3 separate regions of the Homo sapiens genome follow, and all the other regions are linked to region 1. The links are chromatin loops, found by intact Hi-C in ENCODE. Cell type or tissue: OCI-LY7. All regions are shown on one strand. Region 1 has its middle 27 kb from the start of LINC02322. Region 2 has its middle 53 kb from the start of SIX6. Region 3 has its middle 39 kb from the start of DHRS7.

What was found. Hi-C counts contacts between places; a loop is a spot of excess contacts. Peaks named below come from ENCODE experiments on the same cell type or tissue, not always from the same donor. Only the 100,000 strongest peaks of a DNase experiment are listed, where the experiment ranks them.
Region 2: it touches region 1 in a loop (5-fold over the local background); 84 of 110 quality-filtered maps call a loop at or near these places.
Region 3: a loop joins it to region 1, with 3 times the contacts of the local background. A loop is called at or near these places in 14 of 110 quality-filtered maps.

Annotation. Positions count from the first base shown.
Region 1 is chr14:60,348,506-60,352,505 of GRCh38, forward strand. No RefSeq gene overlaps it. Among named protein-coding and RNA genes, the nearest start is that of LINC02322, 27 kb to the left of the region's middle. In OCI-LY7, CTCF peaks have their summits at 1,598 (motif pointing right) and 1,800; DNase peaks (open chromatin) are centred at 786 and 1,576; H3K4me3 peaks cover 2,289 bases; H3K27ac peaks cover 2,306 bases.
Region 2 is chr14:60,559,962-60,563,961 of GRCh38, forward strand. No RefSeq gene overlaps it. Among named protein-coding and RNA genes, the nearest start is that of SIX6, 53 kb to the left of the region's middle. In OCI-LY7, CTCF peaks have their summits at 2,381 (motif pointing left) and 2,581; a DNase peak (open chromatin) is centred at 2,380; H3K4me3 peaks cover 489 bases; H3K27ac peaks cover 947 bases.
Region 3 is chr14:60,201,922-60,205,921 of GRCh38, forward strand. No RefSeq gene overlaps it. Among named protein-coding and RNA genes, the nearest start is that of DHRS7, 39 kb to the left of the region's middle. In OCI-LY7, no CTCF peak of the experiment used is centred here; DNase peaks (open chromatin) are centred at 2,390, 2,810 and 3,110; H3K4me3 peaks cover 2,342 bases; H3K27ac peaks cover 3,192 bases.

The sequences.
Region 1 (4,000 bases):
GTCTCCTTTTCTCCCCTTTCTCAGATTAAATGAGAAAAATAAAAAGGTTCATGGGTGGTCTAAAAACAGGAGAGGGGAAAAAACCTTTCCTCTTCTTTAAAAAAAAAAAGACAAAACCAAGTGACAAGGAAGACATTGTTTCCCTCAAGCAAACTCAGTGGCTTGCTTAAGTTCAGAATTCTATGTTTGTTTTGTGAAAGTGATTGCAGCGCTGTTCATGAGCATGAAAAAAGCTATTTAAGGGATATTTATGTGAGGAAATAAAGCAACTGGGGAGACTGTAATTTTGCCTGACCTGCCTTTTGTGAATACCTGCAAATTTATACTAAATCTCAACAACAGAGTCCCTCCCAAGGGTAAATTGTGGAAATTTTATTGGGACTTTTAAAAATGAAATAGGCCATAGCTAGGAAATCAAGAAATTGTTTTTAAAAATAAAGGAAGTTCAATGTGGCAATTTGATTCAATTTTGGCCATGATGTTTTGTGTATCTCAGTTTTGTTTTCCTGAGTTTCATTAAAGCAACTGTTGAATACTATTTGGCATAACTCGGAAAGATCGTGAAGATAGTTTTGTTTTTATGATTACTGGCACTTTCCCTCTCTATTCAAACGCTTTTATTTTTTTGAGACAGGGTCTCACTCTGTCACCCAGGTTGGAGTACAGTGGCTCAATCTCGGCTCACTGCGACCTCCGCCTCCTGGGCTCAAACGATCCTCCCACCTCAGCCCCCCAAGTAGCTGGGATTACGGACACGCGCCACCACATCCGGCTTTTTTTTTTTTATTTTATTTGTAGAGACGGGGTTTCATCATGTTGCCCAGGCTGCTCTCGGACTCCTGAGGTCAAGCCATTCACCTGCCATGGCTTCCCAAAGTGCTGGGATTACAGGCGTGAGCCACTGTGCCTGGCCTCAAACACAAATTTAAGAAGCTTTATGCATTTTAATTGGAACATGTGATTTTGGAAGACAAGGATGATACAGGCCAGAGGACCTGCCAGAGTTAGGAAACTAGTTCAGTATTTAAGTAAATATGCATGCACCTACACTTTTCCATTTTTTCAAAGATAATCTAAGGTGACTGGTCCAGCTAGACTCTGGATTTGAGTAAAAGCTTTGTGACAATGCCCACATGAAATATACATTGCAGGAAGAGAATGGATTACCACATACTGTTAATTTCGTCCATAATTCTGACCAATGTATATTTTTTATAATGCCTGATGGTTTTATAAGTATTTTCTCATTTGAGGTAAGGCAGGTCTCATAACACCTGTCCTGGAAACGAGGTGGCTAAGGTGTTGGATCGAGGCAGTCACGGAGAGGGAAGGAGAGCATCTCCGGTTATGGAGGGAACCTTTGAGGACTTAAGCAACTGGCCGCCTATACAGGAAGTGGTAAAACTGGGCTCCTGCAAGACCACCTCCATCCCTCGCCCCAGGTTTCTTGACATCAGATCCAGTGCTATTGACACCACCACCCAGGCCAGGTGAATTCTTCTCCAGTATAGCACTGCCTTTTCACAAACCAGTGTTGAGGCTCACTGTTCAAAGTGGCCAGCTCCTGAGAGCAGCATTAATTTTAAATGGCCAGCAGGTGGCAGAGTAAATCCTAGTCCCAAATCTATTTCAGTAGTTTTAAATCATTTGAAACTAACAGCTGAAAACTTCATTATCAGTTCAAATAAGCTTAGCATTTAAGGTTTCATTAAAATATCGGCAATTATAATATGTAATATAGAGACCTAAGACCACTGTCAAACTAAAAGCTGATTCTAACACATGGCTTGCTTTTTTTCCCCCCTGAGCAATCTAACACAGTTGTAAAGTAGTTTTTTGTTTTTAGTTCTGTTTTCCTCTTACTGTGCTACTTAGTGAGAGAGAAATGCTGGCTTGCTACTCATTTTAGTTCCTTTTCTCATTAAGGAAATATTTTTAATAGCTGCATGTGGCATGAATCCACGAACAGTACAGCTCTGTCTAGGTCCAGGAATGTCTTTATTAAGGGTTCGTTACTAAGCACCAGTTTTCCAACTCCTCCTAGCCTGGTGCTCTGGGGAGATAACCCAGAGGAACTGCTCAAATTACATTGCACTCCTTGGCTGTATCCTGGGCGGCTCTAAAGGGAGGCGAATTAGAGAAGACTCTCTTCATCAAAACCTTCCTCTCCTTCATAGCATCTTACTTCATGGTGTCGTAATTTAAAGGATCTGTAAACCTTGAGGCTCCCAAATGCTTTGTTTAATGCCTTCTTCAGCTGCTTTCATGCATTCTTAGCAAGGACCAATAATGATTAAAAGGGGTTTCCATCCAAACATTTGCAGAGATTTTTACTTAAAATACAATCTTCATATAGTGTATCCATACGTATACATTCATTTCCATACATACATGCATTTGCCTTTACATGTATATATATTTACATACATTTGTACAAGGATCAAATCTCATTACAATGAATTTCATTGGATTATCTAATTTCCCATATTATCGTGGAATTTTGCTGCTTCAAATATGTTTTAAGTAAATTAAAGGAATTAGGTTCTAAGTTGTAGAAACTATACCACCTACTATCACATAACTTAAGAACTTGAAAATGTTTAATCTGAATTTAATTTTTTGATATGAGATTTGCCATATGTTCATAGGCATCCATAAATCAATTGATCTTAAAAAAGCACATTGAGATTATACATATAAATATCTAATTATATATGCTTTGTCTTTTTTTCAGAAAAAAAGGTTTCAAAAGGACTTAGAGAATTACAGGTTACAAATATTTTTACACAATTAGCTGCTAAGATTTAATTAAAAATGTATTAACTGATGCTTCTAGAATGACATAATATCTTTTCAAGCTGATATATATTTCAACTGACCAAATAAAGGTAAATGTTAATAGTGCAAGTTAGCTGTCTACTTGCTCTCTAATTCACTGCAGTCAGCAGTTGAAGAATGGAGCTTATTTAGAATATCTCAAATCATGTAATAACACTATTCCTTTTTAAATGAATTCAAAGGAACTAAACGGTATAAGAATCCACCAGTAATAGAACAAGTGTGTTGACGGTAATTGTAGAAGTCATTTTGCCTTTCCTTGAAATTGCAAATTCCATTTCATAACCAGGTTAAACTCCCTTCTGTGCCAATTTCCCCATCAACAAGTACACACACATATTTTTCATAGACCCTGAACCATCCCCTCCAGGATTATTTATTTCCTTATTTTTTTAAGAACAATGTCATACCCACATAAAATTTGCTTTAAAAATGTGCACTTTTGTTTGCTTTTTCCAACATTACATGTTTATTTTACAGATTGGGTTGAGAGCTGGAAGACTTTTTTTTCCTGTTTCATCCTAAAAGCGTAAGGATCAATGCCAATTGTATACTTAGATATCAAGGCAACTTTTCCAGCTGTGCCCTAACTGTTCTCTATTGTGCTCCTTACCATGTCCTTGGTGTCATTTTTCTGATTTGAGTGAAACCTATGCAAGACATTAATTGTGTCTTATTACCGGTTCTTGCTCTTCTTTTCAATCCTGATAGGTATGAATGCCCCAAGAGAAACACAACCAATAAAACAAAACAGCAGTATATTCCTCTATACATTGTTTGTGAAGCAATGAATATGTGAAAAATTCATATTTGCCAGTGTACTTCAGGGCATTTTGGGAGGCCCTTTAAAAAAATCCATTGGTCTGTTTCTACCACAGTACCACTTCAAATCTGACTATTGGGCTGATTTAGCCAGAAGGGCAATAATTATGAATCATTTCCTTTAAATATTATAGCATTTTGTGCATCAGTGCTCAATACTAACAAAATTAAAAGTGCTGGTATAGCAAAACTAGGGAAAATTTAAAATGGAAAAGTATATATGTTACTATAGTTTCAGAATAATTATTAATAAAGCAACATTTTGGCTTGTGTTATCTACAGCCTGGATTAAAAGCAGTGAAGAAATGAGTGAGCTAGTGGAACCTACATCCAAGTTGCA
Region 2 (4,000 bases), 210 kb after region 1:
GAGAGCCCAGCAATCTGTGTTTTAATAAGCCCACCAGAGGATTCTGATGCATGCCAAAGTTTGAGAAACACTAATTTACAACATTACCTCTTCTGATGAAATGAGAGATTTCATTTCAGAGGCACACAATCTAAATGTTCATAAGTGACTCAAGGAGTTTGTTACAAATCCAGATAGATTTGCAGGCCCCACCTCACCCTCAGATATTTTGATTCAGTAAGTCTACAGTAGGATCCAGAAATCTGTATTGAACAAGCACCACCGGTGATTCCAATGCAAGTTAATGGAAGGACCATACTTCCTAAGTCACTAATATAGTGAGTGGGGTGGGTAATTCTAGAGCATGGAGCACATTAGGAATATGTTAGACTTGAGTGGGAAACCACAAGGTGGGAAGCATTAAAGATAGCATGGGAGTCCTGGTTCCTTGGGAGAAGGGTGCAGAAAAGGAAGCTGGCACTGGCCAAATATAAATTGTTCTTGTTTTAAAATATTTTGCCTGGGTTTTGTTCTGCTTCATAAAAACAAAAGACCCTACTTCCTTCTCATCTCTATTACTGCATGGCTCCTTTCTACAGGCCCCAGAAATCAGGCTACAGTTATTGTGAAAGTCATTATGGTTTAATTGAACTTTTGTTGACTAGTCAGAGAAACTAACCATCATATATGATCATTTTTATGGGAATGTGTTCCTATAGAACAAATATTTAAAAGAAACTTTTGGAACATAACCCTTTTATAAGTTGGGAATTGGCTGATTTTATTTAATTTTTCATAATTTTGTCTTGAACTTATGGATATGCCAAATAGTGAGTAGGGAAGAGTTTTACCGTGAGTGGCTGCCAAATTAAAGTTTAATTTGATTTAAACTTTAGAATATGTAATCACTGATATATATAACCCTAAGTCTTACTGAGTATATAGTAGTCTTTTTATTGCTTGCTGTCCCACAATATACAATAAATGGCAGCTGCATACATTAATGTACAGAGTATGCATTATATATCTATATCAATACTGAATACATCACACATGCACAATGTATTATATAACTGTCTCATATGCATATATTACAGGTACTTTATATAATATAGAATGCATATGTATAACCAATTTAGGAACAAGCAGTATCATGAGATGTTACGTGGCAGTACACTCTGTTTTTAAGAGTTTGGCCCTGAAGAGATTAGAAATATATGAACATTGAGTCCAATTATTCACACAACTATTCAAAACAGTATTTTGGGGAAAAACATATGTTCAAAACCTCTCCTCAAAGAATATCCCAAAACTTCAGTGCTAAATGAAACCACGATCAAATGCTAGATTCTGAACAGCAAATATGGTCTGTGGATTCCAAAGTGGATCAGATAAGAGTGGACCAAGCTAAAGCCACTCCCTCACCTGCCCTGCAAAAAACAATTTAAAGCAACTTTATCTCCAAAGGGGGAAAAAATCATATTATTCTAAAACAGCAACCCAAAATGATTAGCCTGAAATACTTCCTCTATGTGCCCCATGTAGAACTCTGATTTTTTACCTCCTCTTATAAACCTGCTTCCCACAATACTTCCAAGGAAGCAGATAAGAAAAGAGCCCTCCACTAACTAGGCTGAGCTTTCTCTGTTTAGGGAGAAGGTGGGTGTTGCTCAATAGGAAGAAACCCTATATTCCTGATTTACCTGGCCAACCCAACCCATCCTCCCCTGGGGATGTTTCTGGCAACCCCTTTCTTCTTGGACTGCATCCAGCTAATACCCCATGTGAGAAACAACTGCCACTTTACGCTGATCACACTCCTTAGCATTCCCAACTTAAGTTCTGTTATGAGTGTTAAGGGTCCCCAGGTGGATATTTTACCATGGAATCTGCATTTTTTTCCCTTGGTCTTTTGAAACATCCATAAACACCTAATAACTTTTCTTACCAGAAATACTGCAGCAATTGTTTAAAAAAAAAAAAAAGCCAGCAACCTCTAATGCAATTTAGCGCTTTGGGACATCCCTCTTCTGCCTCCATTGCACCCTTCCAAATACAGCCCTTCAACAGCTAAGGCTATGCCAAAAGTTTGTCGGGCCAACCAAACAAAACAAAAACTCAGGGCATTTAGGTAGTAAATACCATATTTCTCAAGAACACTCCCAGGAAAGCCTTGATAACTTTCAGCAAAAGCAAAAGCACTCCCTTGTAAGATGAAAATGAATAGTGATTCAGAGATGAAGTAGATCTTTTCATTCCAAAAGTAGATGTAACTGGGAATTAAAAGCCCTCTAAGGCCAAGGAGGGTAAAGCCCAAGAACTCAGCTTTTCAGCACAAGCAAAAGATGACCATCTCCACTGCCTCCAAGTGGCGGTTAGTTCTTGCTGCAGAGCACCAGCACCACCTCGTGTGCAAAAGCGTTTTCTTTTGTTTCCTCGAGAACCACTAGAAGCCTACAGTCTCTGCATTCTGAATCACAGTCTTTACCAGATTTTCAGAAGAGGCTGCAGGCAGAGAAAGCCCAAAAAGACTGTTCCTGCCTCTGGCCAGAAGGTGAAATCTTGGGAATTATCTGTAAGCACTATGTCCAGTATAGTCTTTAGCACGTTGTAACTATTTGTTTACTCACTTGACACCCCACTGACCCTGAACTCACAGAAAGAAGAGACTTTCTTCTATCTTTTTATTCCCAGAGTATCCCAGCCCTTGGCACAGAGTTGGCACATGGTAGAGATTTAACAAATACCTGATATATGAAAAGGATTCAGTAGAATTTTTAGGTGGGAAAACAAATTAGATCTAACATCAATACCAAACATCTTCCTCCAAATAGCTCTGCAGATTACATTGTAAAATTTACCTTTAGAATTTGATCAAATACAAGAAATGAAACCAACTTTGAGACACAAAAGTGCATTGATGTGTCTGGAAATTTCAATGAAAAATTAAGTGATTTCTAATTGACTTGCCTGAAGGATGAATTATGAAAGCGAGCATTTCTGAAAATAGGTAACAAAGCCCTAATACTCAAACTTGCCAGAATTATCCTACAAATTCTCATACACCTAAATACATGTCATATATTAGTACAGCTTTAGAAATAATTTGGGCAATCTTATGATAATAAAACAATCTAAGAGCACTTATAACTACTCAGCTTCTTTCTAGGAGTCCTATGTAATGCTCTAACATTCAGAAAGTAAGTAAAACTGAATTATTAAAAGCCACCCAATGTGGAGTTTTGCCTGATACAACAAAAAAATTACAGCCAATTCACGCACACCCTTCATCTGTCAAGAACCACAGCAGTGAATTCAGCAAGCCAAGAAAACTTTAATAAAATTACACAGGCCTCAGCATCCAAGAGCAGTCTCTCCATCCAAAACTTACAAATTCCAAGGCCAGAGAACAGTGTGACTAATCCTAACGAAAATAAAAACCAGCTGCCTGAAGCACTGTAATAAGTATATATAAAAATTTAAGAACAATGTGATTTAAGTAGGGATAGAACAAGGCACAGAACATAATAGTAAAGAGAGGTCAGTCTGAGAATAACTCCAACCTACTTCTGACTCTCAAAGTTCTGCTTTAACAACAGTTCAGAGAAAACGCTCTCTGATGTAGTGATTTCTGACCAAAAAATTTTCAAAGGTAACAATCATTCCTATTGGGATTCAATAATAAAAATCATGTAGGTGCCATCATTATAAAGCCCTGAATACTGAAACAGCTACACCAAAGTCCTGGGGGAAAAGTGAATATATTTCATCATGGATGAAAATCACAGTTTTCATCTGTTTAACACACTCTTTAGTCCATAAAGTATATGAGATTTTTATGGTGGCCCTCTGTGCTTCTAACATAATTATGATTTTCCTTTTTAAAGGTGCCAATTAAATCTTAGAAAATAGGTGTCATTTTAGAGTTTCAAGAGGAAGAAAATAAAAAGGAAATATTAAGTCTTAGAAAACAGTTGTGTCTGAAAACTTAATTTTTTTGTAATGGGCGTTTATACAGTTC
Region 3 (4,000 bases), 150 kb before region 1:
AAGTGTTTGGTGATGGATATTCCATTTACCCTGAGGTGATTATTATGCATTGTATGCCTGTTGCAAAATATCTCATGTACCCCATAAATACATATAACTTCTATTAATATGTATCCATAAAAATTAAAAATTTAAAAAAGTGGAATGTAGGTGAGGGTATAAAGGTAACAGGAGAGATCTTTCTTATGGTAAAGGAACTGCTCCGTATCTTGCTTATGCTGGTGAATAACCAAACCTACAGATGTGATAAAATTGTATAGAACTAAACACACACCCATATGCAAATGAGTACAAGCAAAACTTGGGAAATCTGAATAAGATCTACAGATTGTATCAATGCCAATATCTTGGTTGTGATATCATAGTATAGTTTTGCAAGATATAACCATTGGGGGAACCCAGATAATGGGTACAGAGATCTCTCTATTATTTTTTACAATTACATGTAAATCTATAATTGTCTCAATTAAAATTTTAACTAAAATGATAATACATGCCCTCTGTAAAAAAAAAAAAAAGAGAAAAAGAAGAAAATCAAAATAATCCTCAATTTCACCACTTAGAAATAAGCAGCTGCTAAGACTTTGAAACATATTTTTTCATCCCTTTAAGAATTCATATTTTAAAATGTTGGTATTGAACTGTTTTATAAGCCAGTTTTTTTTTAACATCGTATATTCTGTTAAGTTTTCCATGTTATTAAACAAACTTTTTTTTTAGAGGCAGCGTCTAGCACTGCCACCCAGGCTGGAGTGCATTGGCATGACCACGGCTCACTCTAGCATCAAACTCCTGGGCTTAAGAAATCCTTCTGCCTCAGCCTCCCAAGTATCTGAGACTACGTGTGTGCACCACCATGTCTGACTTTCTTTTTTTTTTTTTTTTTTTTGGTAGAGATGGGGGTCTCACTGTGTTGCCTAGGTTGGTCTTGAACTCCTGGCCTAAAGCTCTCCTCCTGCTTTGGCCTCCCCAAAGTCCAAAGTGCAGGGATTACAGGCATGAGCCACCACTCCCTGCCAAACACATTGTTTTTAGTGACTGTATATTATTCCTTCATATGGAAAATCCAATCTATTTATCCAATCCTTTGTTTTGTTCTGTTTTTTCCTACTATGAGAAATGTTCAGTATCTTTAAAGATAAGCCTTTGGCTACATTCCCAATTATTTCCCTCTGACAAATTTTAAGAAGTGGAATTACTAGTCAAAGGCTATAAGCATTTTTAAGACTTTTGACACACCACTAAAATACTCTGAAGAAATGTTGTAGCAAAATACACTCCTATTAACAGTACTTGAAAATATCCATTCCCCAAACTCTCACAAATACTGGGGATTATAATTTACTAAAAGTTGTAAATTCATTAAAAGAGATATAGTATCTCATTTTAAGGGAACTGCATTCCTTCAAATATTAATCTAACTGAAATTTCTTATTTTATTTTGGTCATTTAGTATCTTTTGGGAATTTACCTTTCATGTCCTTTACCCATTTCTCTGTTTCAGTGGGCATCATATTTTCTAACTGATTTATAAATGAGCTTTATCAAGTAATGCTCTTGACCCCATATTCAACTTTTCCCCCGTTCTTTAATTTTTTAATATACAGAATTTTAATAATTGTACATATTAAAGTCTATTTAGCTGTTTCTTTATGGCTTCTCCTTTATTTTTAAGTGAAGTCTTTCCTTTCCTTGATAGCTGATTATAGTTATCTTTATACTCTATCCTTACTTTTCATCCTTTCATATTTTTATTTTGTTTTTACATTTAACCTTTATCCGCCTGTAACTTAGTTTGGTATAAATTATAAAAAACAGATTTGATGACTTTTCCAAATGTCTCACCATTTGTCTTACTACTATTTATTGGGTGGCTCAATTTTTCTTCCCAAATTTCAAATGTCAATCTTGCTAGTACTAAATTCATGTGTGTGTTTGGGGTTGCTTTTAGAGGTTTCTATTCTGTTCCATTGTTCTGTTTACTGTTACTACAGTCTCATTTTATTTCACTGATTGTACTGATAGGTGGTATAAAAGATAGTAATGCCTGGAAATGCAAGTCTTCATTTTATCATTGTTCTTTTTAAGTTTTCCTGACTATTCTCACTGGTATGTTTAACATATTTTTTGCTGACTTGAGCATCCAACAAAATATATATGTAGCTGTGACCTATACTTTCATTTCATCAACTGCTAATTGCACAAGGGACATCTATCGGGTGTTTACTTTGTGCCAGGCTCTGTTCTAAATGTTTTATATGCATCAACTCATTCAATGCTAGCAGCAACCCTGTAAGATCGATACCTTTATTGCTCATGTTTTATGAAAGAGGAAACGCAAGCATGGAGAGGCAAGGTTAATTTGCCCAAGGTCACACAGCTGGCGTGTGGCTAAACTAGCCGTTGCATGTAAATAAGACTGCCTGCCCACTCAACCCAGGCAATCTGATTTCAGAGCTCACTGCCTCTCAAACAGTATGGCAGGGGTTAATACTATCTTGATTCTTTGCTTTAAACTGGAGATACTGTAATTTAATAATCGTTTGATATGCCAAAATGACTACAAACACTGTTCAAATCAGCGTTTTACACACATTCTATAGCAATGTAATACTTTTCCTCTTTAAAGTATTGAAGGATGAAATTTTCTTCAAATTATACAATACTACTTAAAGTGTTAAATTCCAATAAAGGAGAAAAAAAAGGCAGCAAACTATTGCCAGAAGAGCCCTGGATTGAGCAACAGGGAAACAAAAGTTCTAGTCCTTGTTGTGTTGCTAATTAGCTTCCTGCCTCCACCCCCACACGGACACATACACCCACCCAAAATATTGTCCTTATTAGTCTGTAACCCTGGCTAAATTACAATATTACAGATTCATTCCTTCAGGTTAACTCTCTTTCTGAGATGTGACTAGCCCTGGTGACGTACTACTTGTCAGAGTATTGATTATTTGCCCTGTTTTGAGATTTTAATTCCTCTTAATCAGGAACATTGCCCTGACAAGATAGGAGTTGTCATGGTTCAACAGGGAGCCAGGAATAGAAAGCAATGTTATTCTGGAGGCTGAAAGGCTGTGAGAGGTATGTGTGGTGAGGGACCACAGCTGACAGAAACAGGCTATGGGGAGTAGCTTGGGTATCTCAGGTGACAGAGAGTGGTGAGAGGGGAAGCTGAGAGGAGGAAGATGGTCCTGTGGAGGGAATGTGGGTAGAGCCTCCTCTACTTGAAGTTTTCCCAGCGCTGGTGCTGGGCGCAGCCAAGGATTCTAAAAGAAGGCCTTCCTCTGGGGATCAGGAAGGGAGAGGGAATATGAAAAGAGTCTGCCCTCTTGACATTGACCCAGAGTCTCCACGAGTCATTGGAAAAGATGCATGAGAAGCTGCATCTAAGGGCATGCAAACATATACACACAACACCATAAAAGGAGAAAGCTTTTTAGGCTTTCTTCAACTCATCAGGCTTGTGAATTTCTTTAATAAAAATCTCGGAACATCATGGCTCTACCAAACCTTTGCCTATTCGTCATTGCCACAGTGATACTGACTTTTGAATTCCAGTACCAGGGGAAAAAGATGTGTGTGTGGTGGGGGGAGGAGGGAAATAGTATCACCTTTTATGTAAATTCTTACTTGCTCATACAAATACTTTCTTTTTTTTTGTTTTATGGGGGTGTGGGTGGAAAAGTTTCAGTGTTTTTGCTGATTATAGAAGCAGTGAATGCTTACTCTAAAAAAAAAAATCAATGACACAAAGAAGAGAAATTCTGTCACCCTACCACATTGTAGTGTGTCTCTTCCAGATTTTTTTTCAAATTGGATCACACTGTTCTGCAATTGGCATTTTAACTTAACATATACAATAACTGTAGCATTCCATCTCATCTATTACTGTCCATAGTATTCCATTATATGTATGTACCATAATTTATTCAACAAACCAAGCTGATAAACATTTAGGTCATGATAATTTTTTATTATATATCATCCTTGTATTAAT